2 separate regions of the Homo sapiens genome follow, and region 1 is linked to region 2. A link is a loop called in an ENCODE intact Hi-C map of the cell type or tissue named here. Cell type or tissue: A673. All regions are shown on one strand.

Region 1 (5,000 bases), 440 kb before region 2:
AAAATATTTTGAAGCAATAAGAGATTCTGTGAACCAGTAGCTTCCCCAATATAGTCATGCATAGCTGGGGCTAGAATTCAATCACAGAAATATTGTTTGTTTTTCTTCTTTCCACACACAGTTAAAGAAAACATAAAATAAATTCATTAATCTTAAACTATAATAAGCTCCAAATTGTAGAATCAGAAAGACTACAATTGGTTTTTTACATTTCAGGTAAAATTATAAGATATAATCTTATCACATAGCAGCCAAAAAAAATCTTAAAAATCTAAAATAAAATGATTGCTTATGTAAATGCAGATTTGAGATTATTATAAGAGGAGAAGATCATTATTCTTTTCAGTTTCAAAGGAAATGAATTCTAAGATTTTAGTCAGAAAATGGCATTAGTGTAACACTCAGAATTGATAACTCTTTAAGTGTTATTTAATAGGGTTGAACATTGTTAATTTCAGGGTGATGGTAGGCTCTTCTCCCTGTGGTGAATGAACAAACAAAGACGATAAAAGTCAATCAAGAATTCAGAATCACAACAAGGGTTCTACTAATTTACTTTCATGGTACATTTTAGTTATTTTTAAAGCTCTCTTACATTCAACAATAAGTACATACTACTAGACATCGCTATGGGATGCCAATTGTACCATGACTATGAATTATTTGTAGAAAAGTAGAATGAGTGTTGTAATTTTTTTAAAGATATAATTGATTAACAGCTTCACATCTAGTATATTCTAGGAAGCCTGAGAGAGAGGGTTTAGATGTGAAAACACAAATTATGTAATTACTAAATCAACCCCCTCTTGTCACTCATTGAATAGTAATCCTTTCCACATCAGTTTTTGGCATGATTTTAATGACTAAAAATAAAAGTACTGTTTCATTTTCAGATTGCAATTTAAATAGCAATGCAATCATGCCAGAGATTTAATGAAAAAAAAATTCTGATATATTCTTATATGCAACCCGACCATAATGTAATGAGACTGCTGTGTCCTATCACAGATTAAGAATCCTGACAAGGTTTTCTCAAAGGCATTCCATATAGAACAAGTCCCTCTAAAACAAGATTCTTTCGGATAGTCTTGCTGAGGGGTAGTACAGTGTAGTAATTAAGAGCATAGGCTCTGGAACCTGATCATAGGAGTTCAGAAGCTATTTCTGTCATTATTCCATTTTGATCCAGTATTGCCTTTAGATTAGGCTGAAAGGGCCTGTGTTCTGAGCTCTATGTCTAGAGGGCCCCCCAAATCACAAAAACTGAAATGCAAAGTTTTTTTTTTCAGCCTCTTAACATGTTTTGAAATTTCATAAAAGGAGGGAAGACATGAAGGAAAGAGGTAAAAACCAAATTGGGTTTCACAAACCAGATAATCTCAGGCTAACAAGAAATGTGGGCAAGGATAGGTAGAGCCAGGGTGAAGAAATCAAAACTGCCGCCCCTAGGAAAATCAGATGAAATATGCTTTATACCAGGGAAACTTGTTTAAAGATGGATGACCCAAATCTTCCTAAGTGGGGCCTGAGCAGCCCAAGTTTCTCTGATAACTATACCACTTCCCATGCTATGCCCATCTGATGTAGTTTTGAGTGGTAAATAGAAAGACCTGGAAATCCTAAGATACAAAAGTGAGGTGCTGGAGAGGAGAGCCTGCTCACCACCAGTTTATCCTGGTCAGTTTCTATCCCAGGTATAGGTGGATCCAGTTGCATCCTAAAGGCAACATTGGCCAGGGCCAGACTCTGCCCCTCATCTTTCCTTGTCCCAGCAGATTTTTCACTGTACTCAGGCTGCAGAAAGCAAGTATCAATTTATGTTTGGCTTCTTAGTTTGTAAGACTGATCCCAGGGAAGAGAGCTGCTAATCCCTGCATGAGAATACAGGCCAGCCAGAGGGAGCCACTTCAATTATAAAATTTAAATATCTCGACACTTTTGACATTTTTGTCAACCAATTGTATACATCATTTTCCCTGTCTTATGACTGAGACAATTTCAGCACAGCACTTAAAATCGCCTGAACTATGTCCATATGGCCACTCCCCCCTTTTAAACAGGATTTAACTAAATATAAATGCAAATTTTATATGAATATATAGTTCATGATACACTGCTATTTTTCTTTTTCTTTTCTTTTCTTTCTTTTTCTTTTTTTAGACACAGAATACGAAGGCTACCATTTATATTCTTGCCCTCAGCCACACAAATGTTAGGAGGGAGCCCAGTGTGATCTCAGTCAAGTTACTTAACTTTTCTCTTTGCTTCACTTTTCTCATTTGTGAAACAAGTAGAATAACAATAGAACCTACCACATAGTGCTCATGTAAAGATTGTCTCATTGGCAGGGCGTGCTGGCTCACGCCTGTAATCCCAGCACTTTGGGACGCCAAGGCAGGCGGATCTTGAGGTCAGGAGATCTAGACCATCCTGGCTAACACGGTGAAACCCCGACTCTACTAGAAATACAAAAATAAAGCCTGGCGTGTTGGCAAGTGCCTGTAATCCCAGCTACTTGGGAGGCAGAGGCAGGAGAATCGCTTGAACCCAGGAGGCAGAGGTTGTAGTGAACCGAGACTGCACCACTGCACTCTAGCCTGGGCGACAGAGAGAGACTCCGTCTCAAAGTAAAATAAAATAAAATAAAATAAAATAAAATAAAATAAAATAAAATAAAATAAAATAAAATAAAAAAGATTATGTGCATTAATAGAGGTAAAGTGCTTGAACAGGGTCTGGAACCTGACAAACATTAGGTACATATTTGTTATATTTATAAGTGTGTTAAGTATTTTGTAGATTGTATCTTTTTTTTTTAATTATACTTTAAGTTTTAGGGTACATGAGCACAACGTGCAGGTTTGTTACATATGTATACATGTGCCATGTTGGTGTGCTGAACCCAGTAACTCGTCATTTAACATTAGGTATACCTCCAAATGCTATCCCTCCCCTCTCCCCCCACCCCACAACAGGCCCCGGTGAGTGATGTTCCCCTTCCTGTGTCCATGTGTTCTCATTGTTCAATTCCCACCTATGAGTGAGAACATGCGGTGTTTGGTTTTTTGTCCTTGCAATAGTTTGCTGAGAATGATGGTTTCCAGCTTCATCCATGACCCTGCAAAGGACATGAACTCATCATTTTTTATGGCTGCATAGTATTCCATGGTGTATATTTGCCACTAAATCCTTATTTTATAGTGTAGATATTGTTACTTTCTCCAATATGCATGTTAGAATGGAGGCCCAGACAGATAATCTTACTCAAAATTACACAAAATGGAATATGCAAAGCTGTAATTTGCACTGGATATATGTGAATCAAGATCTGGCTCTGTTTACGACTATGGCAGTATCAGCCTCCTACACTGGCAACCCCATGGTTAATTCTCAGATGGAATGTATTAAGTCAGTAATTTAATCATCTTAAGTCACTAATTTATAACATTGTCCATCATTTCAGAGTCACATATTTAAATTTGTAGCAAACAATATGTTAATACCTGACACTAGTGAAAAAATCAAAGGTCCCATAAGAGTTTTGACCATGCCAATCATTAGCTATGTGTTCTTGGTTAAGCTCATTCCATTTTTTCAAAGTAAATTACAGCAAAAAAATACCAATCCTTGAACTTCTGAGCTATAATGAAAATTAATGCAATTAATTATTTTAGGGTATATTTTATGCAATCCACAGGAATATGTATTTTAAAAATATAAATTAAATAAGGAAATGATTGACTCTTGGCTGGGAGCGCTGGCTCACAACTGTAATCCCAGCACTTTGAGAGGCCGAGCCTGGTGGATCACTTGAAGTCAGGAGTTCAAGACCAGCCTGGCCAATATGGTGAAACCCTGTCTCTACTAAAAATGCAAAAATTAGCCAGGTATGGTGGCGTGTGCCTATAATCTCAGCTACTTGGGAGGCTGAGGCATGAGAATCCCTTGAACCCAGGAGGCAGAGGTTGGAGTGAGCCTAGATCGTGCCACTGCACTCCAGCATGGGCAACAGAGAGAGACACTGTCTCAAAAAATAAAAAATAAAAGAAAATAAGAAAATGACCGACCCTTAAGCAGAAAACAGTCTAGAAAGAGACACAGAAATCTGTGACGGCCAGGAAGAAAGGTTTTTGTCTTTCTTAGCATTCTTACTCTTTACCTTCTCCCATCATGATCCCAGAAAAGATAAGTCGTTTGGATTGTTCAAATTTGGAAACCCTAATTGGCCTGTAGTCCTTGCTGGATAAGGTTACGTACACTGTCTCTGCACAGGATGTGGTTTTCTCTTTTATCTCTCCCTTCCTTAGAGCTAAAGATTAAAGGGCTAAAGCTCTATCAGTCTCCTATTGCTGCATAACAAAGTACCCCTAAATTTAGTGACTTAAAAAAGAAACTATTTTAGCTGGGTGTAGTGGATCACACCTGTAAACTCTGGGAGTCTGAGGCAGGTGGATTATCTGAGCTCAGGAGTTTGAGACCAGCCTGGGCAACATGGTGAAACAGTCTCTACAAAAAATACAAAAATTAGCCTGGCATGGTGGCACACACTTATAGTTCCAGCTACTTGTGGGGGCTGAGGTGGGAGAATTGCTTGAGCCCTGGAGGCAGAAGCTGCAGTGAGCCCTGTTTGCTCCATTGCACTTCAGCCTAGGTGACAGAGTAAGACCCTCTCTCAAAACAAACAAAACCCTATTTGCTCACTGTTCTTCAGGTCCACAATTTGGTCTTGACTGTGGTCCCCCTTGGGGTCACTCGTATGATTTTATCTATCTGGTGGTTTAATTGGGACTGAAGGTCTAAGGTGGCCTCATTCATAAATCTGCAGATGATTGGTGTCAGCTGTGAATTGGACCATGTATCTGTGGCAGCCCTGCCTGGGACTTTTTATATGACAACAGCATTCCAAGAGAATGAGAGCAGAAGCTGCATGTTCTTTTGAGGAATCATCTTAGAACTCCCTAATTAATCACTTTCTGCTTCATTCTATTAGTCAAAGCAGA
Region 2 (5,000 bases):
AGAATGCCTTAACCTCCTGGGAATGCAGCCCACTAGGTCTCAGCCTTATTTTACCCAACCCGTATTCAAGATGGGTTCGCTCTGGTTTGAACTCCTCTGACACAAGTAGCCTGGGCTGAGGTATAGTATTAGTTTTCCTTCTCTTTGCCACAGGGTGAGAGCATCTCATCAACAGTTACCTGCACATTGCACATCAGTTACCCAGCAGACATGGTGGCCAATAATGATGTAAGACATTGCTTGGCCCATGCAAACGACCCTATATTTATAATGCTCTCTTCCATGCTTAAGTCTCTAAAACAGATGTAGAAACTCTAAATTCCCTGAAGGAGCAGTGTAAAAAAAAAAAAGCACTCAGCACCTAAAGGTTGGAACTAACCAGAATCAGTTTGAGATTCTTCCAAACTCCAAACGAGGACAAGGTGAAATCCACCCACATCACAAAGTTTTTTGGACATGGACATCTCCAAGTCTAGAAATGAACGATTCCTGAAGATCTACAACTGTAGCATGTTTTATGTAAAATTGTAATATAAGAGCAGTGAAAATAGTTTTATTTTAAACGTAAGTAAATAATTTAAACAAAACTAGGGACAAAGAAGGAGAAATTCTGAATAGTAAAGGTCATATAGGTTTAAAAAATTTATGTAAAAATGGGTCAGATTATTACACAGCATCTCATGGACCAATCGCCTCACTTTATACATTAGGAAACTGAAATTTAGAGAGGTCGATCAATTTCCCTAAGGTTGAGTGGTGGAAATGAGACAAACCCAAGAATCTATTCCTCTCTGTCACTTATTAACTGAGTTTCCAAAATTCAGCTTTATTTCTGTGTATCCTGCTTTATTCTCAGCTAGATAATCAGTTTGTAATCTTTGAATAGATTGTTAACCTTAGCTTGCTACATAAAGCTAATACCTAATAGCAGGTTCTTTTGAGTTTATTTGGAGAGCCTTTTCTTTTGCAAAACAATCTTTCTTTATCTCTGTTCTCTTCTTTAGAGTAACATTTCCTCTGGTATTCTACCTCCTTTAACTCTAGTTCCCACTTGTTTTTATCACAGCCCCATATGAAGTCATTCCATTATCCCATCTCCTTGTAATTAACTTCTAGGATATTTCCCTAAGAAGTATTCAGAATGATGTAACAACTTTAATTTCTAATAGTGTCATACTAGTATTCAACTGAGATATCTTAAACATAATCTACTTGCAGCATAACATATAAATATGCGTATGCCATTTTCAATGTAAAAAGTGATTTTTTGTGGCATTACTATTTTTGCTTCAAAAATAAGTAGGTATATTACTTTATTTGAAAAAATAGCATATATTTCTTTATTACATAATATTTATTACTTTATTTGAAAAGTATAGAGGTGAGAAAATTAAGTAACTATTGAACACCAAGTTGAAGAGCAGGGTCTGGAATTTAGGTCTCTGATTCAAAATTCCATGTTTTTCCTGCTATGCCAAAACCTCTTCAGAAAAATTGTTAGGCTTGGCCCTTCTGTTGCTGGAGAATCAGAATTCATAGAAGCTGAATAAATTCACGTGTGAACTTCTGGTTTTGGGGGAGTGAGCAACTCAATCATACTGGCCTCCTGCTTCTGATCAGGAGCATGAGAAGCAGCAATATATGGATGTCTAGATTAAACAACCATTTGTCATTGACAAAGAACAGTAGCGAAGTGCCTTGGGAACTTATTGGGGTCAGATAGGAAAAGGATAAACAGGCATCACACATGGGTAGACAATGATTGGAGAGAATGTTCCAAAGCAAGTCATTCCTGGCAATGGAATTTTGTAGGGAAGAACTGAAACCGGCCATGCCTCCCACCCCTGGTGATTATCCTTAAGAGAGACATGGCCCTGTTGTGTCTGGAATCTCCTAATTGCTTCCTCCATTCGCTCACAATCAATCTGAATATAAAGTAAACTTTGCTCTTTAAGACAGGAAATGATCCTTAGAATCTGAAGAAATTATATTTTCTGACCTAACCCATGACATCAGTAAGATTGAGGAGGAATGCCCATGTTGACGGAGGCACAGTGAGGAGTGGAATAGGGTGGCTCACACACTGCACACATCCCCCCTGACAGCTGACAGTTCATGAATTCACCTAAAATAGGTGACCATCTCACACAGGACAGAATTCAATGAATAAGGGGATAGTTTTTCTCTCCAACGACCCCACAAACTCTTTCTGCTCCATTGTGAAATCTAAACTTTGCATGTCCTATTGCTCAAGAAGTCTAATAACTGCCTTTAAATAGGTGCACTCTCATGAAATGGTATCTGCCGCCATGAAAGTGGATGGGTTTGAGTTTCCCAATGGAACAGCCATGAAAAAGAAACCATGCCTGTGCTTAGGTTGAACAATTAAGTCACAATTCTCATTCTGGACTTTTTTTCTCAAACTAGAAGATCAAAATGGCATTGCTCTACATCCTCCATAGATAACGCATATAAACAAATCAAAAAGATAAAATATTTTCATTTCTCTCTGGAAGTTTTTTTTGTTTTTTTTTTTTTTTTTTTTGAGACGGAGTCTCGCTCTGTCGCCCAGGCTGGAGTGCAGTGGCGGGATCTCGGCTCACTGCAAGCTCCGCCTCCCGGGTTCACGCCATTCTCCTGCCTCAGCCTCCCAAGTAGCTGGGACTACAGGCGCCCGCCACTACGCCCGGCTAATTTTTTGTATTTTTAGTAGAGACGGGGTTTCACCGTTTTAGCCGGGATGGTCTCGATCTCCTGACCTCGTGATCCGCCCGCCTCGGCCTCCCAATGGAAGTTTTTAAGAAAGTCGTAGTTAAACCCTAACACTTCCGTGCAGTCTTTCAATTAGTGACTGGGCTCCCCCTACTGGAGCTTTGAGGTATTGTATGCATCCTGTGTCATTTCTACCAATGCACATAAAGTCTTTGATTTTTCTTTTTAATCTTCATAAACGAAGGACCTCATTAGGGAATTTCAACGCTCTACATTTTCTTATTCTTCTTCTTTTCTTTGATTTACTGCCTCATGGACCCATTTATCCTTTTGCAAGTGTTTTCTGAGCACTGCTATGCTAAACTCAGTGAGAACACATATGGGAAATTTTGCATGTTTGAATATGTAATTATGAACAGGACTTTGAGAAATTAAAGGATGTCCCAAGGAGGGACTCTGGAGGCTGTCTGCACATTGAGAACAACAACTGAAGTAATTACAAATGTAATTACAAACTAATTACCATATTTAATATAATATAATTACAAATATAATTACAAATATTACAAAGCCTGAACAAGAAGAAGCTGAGATTATAACTGTCTTCACATATCAAAAGGTCTCTCGTGCAAAAAAGAGCTTAGACTTATTTTTTATTGCTTATGGCAGGATTTCTTGGCCTTGGCACTATTAACATTTTGAGTTGGATGATTATTTGTTATAGGAGGTTTCCTGTACATTATAGGATTATAATCATTATAGAGCCAGCGTCCCTGAATTTCACCCACTTAATGCAGTGGCACCCAGTTGTGCAATCCAAAAATGCCTATAGACATTGCCAAATGGACCCTGGGGGACAACATCATCCCAATTGAAAACCACTGCTCTGGAATCTAGATTCCAAAGGAATTTCCAAAAGAGATATTCAATTGGCAGGACTCTGAACACTGTCTTACCAAAGTGGCTCCATACTTACACATTTTACGAGATGAGTTGCTACAGAGATGTCATACTCAGATCAAGAAAAAAAAATCAAAAACCAGTGTTTGAGCACAAGTGGAATTGTGAGGCTTGAATTTTAATAAATTCCCTTTCCCTGGAAGAATGCAACGGAGGTATGGTAATATCAGTAGGAGAATCTGTAAGATTCTACCCAACAAGTAGGTGCTAAGAGGTGTCATTTCTAAGGTCTCCATAATTGTGATTCTTTATCATGATTCTTTATCATGATTCTATATGGTTTTGTTATCCAGACGCAGACATTGTGACCACACAGAACATCATTATTAGAGACAACTTTGATTGGCTCTTCCCTTGAACAAGTTGAAGACATGTATGGCCATAATTTAAATTCTACCATTTATTTTTTGTTCTGATTGTCCAAAATGCCTAATCCTTTTTAGAATCTATGATTAAAACCCATCTGCTTTCTTTTCATGTTATCCAAAACAGTGGAGACTATTTTACACCTTTTTCTTTTTTAGCTGTTTCGGAATATATGCTGGAATTACAGAAAGAAAGAGCAAAACTGCACACACTGACCCCCCAATAGCAGATGTTTTGGATCATTGATGTAAGAGTGTCTTGGTTATAGTGTAGTTTAATATCTTACTGTGCTGCTAATTAAAAAATTTCAGAATGTTGTCAGATATGCTCACACATCTCCCAATGGAGAAAAATCTTTACTTTGTTGGCATGCCCTCGCCTTTTAATTTTTTTAACTACCCTAATCCCAAAGCTATTTTCAAGAGGTTAGACATTTCCCAGCATTTCCCTCAGTACCCTCAGGCTCAGGAAAATCAGAAAGATACCAAGCTGTAGGGTCACCTCTGGGCAATGTGTTACCTGGATCATGAGCACAGTTTAAAGAACTGTTCAGCATTGCCTAAAAATGAGACATTTTACACTGACAATTAGAAGATTGTACACATACCAGTATTTTTTAAATTAATTTTAAGCCCCAGAAATCTTTCAAATAGTTGGCTAGACCTATTACTGCGTTATTTAATGCATCAGTTATTAGATCATTTTTTAATTAAAAAGACAATGGAAGGCTGGGCATGGTGGCTCACGTCTGTAATCCCAGAAGTTTGCGAGGACGAGGCGGGCGGATCACCTGAGATCGGGGGTTCGATACCAGCCTGACCAACATGGAGAAACCCCGTCTCTACTGAAAATACAAAAATATAGATGGGCGTGGTGGCGCATGCCTGTAATCCCAGCTACATGGGAAGCTGAGGCAGGAGAATCACTTAAACCCGGGAGGTGGAGGTTGCAGTGAGCCAACA

The links. Peaks named below come from ENCODE experiments on the same cell type or tissue, not always from the same donor. Only the 100,000 strongest peaks of a DNase experiment are listed, where the experiment ranks them.
Region 1: it touches region 2 in a loop (5-fold over the local background); 5 of 110 quality-filtered maps call a loop at or near these places.

What each region holds. Positions count from the first base shown.
Region 1 is chr11:37,442,686-37,447,685 of GRCh38, reverse strand. No RefSeq gene overlaps it. Among named protein-coding and RNA genes, the nearest start is that of LINC02760, 490 kb to the left of the region's middle. In A673, a CTCF peak has its summit at 1,909; no DNase peak of the experiment used is centred here.
Region 2 is chr11:37,001,565-37,006,564 of GRCh38, reverse strand. No RefSeq gene overlaps it. Among named protein-coding and RNA genes, the nearest start is that of RAG2, 410 kb to the right of the region's middle. In A673, a CTCF peak has its summit at 2,887 (motif pointing left); DNase peaks (open chromatin) are centred at 2,874 and 3,514; H3K27ac peaks cover 2,363 bases.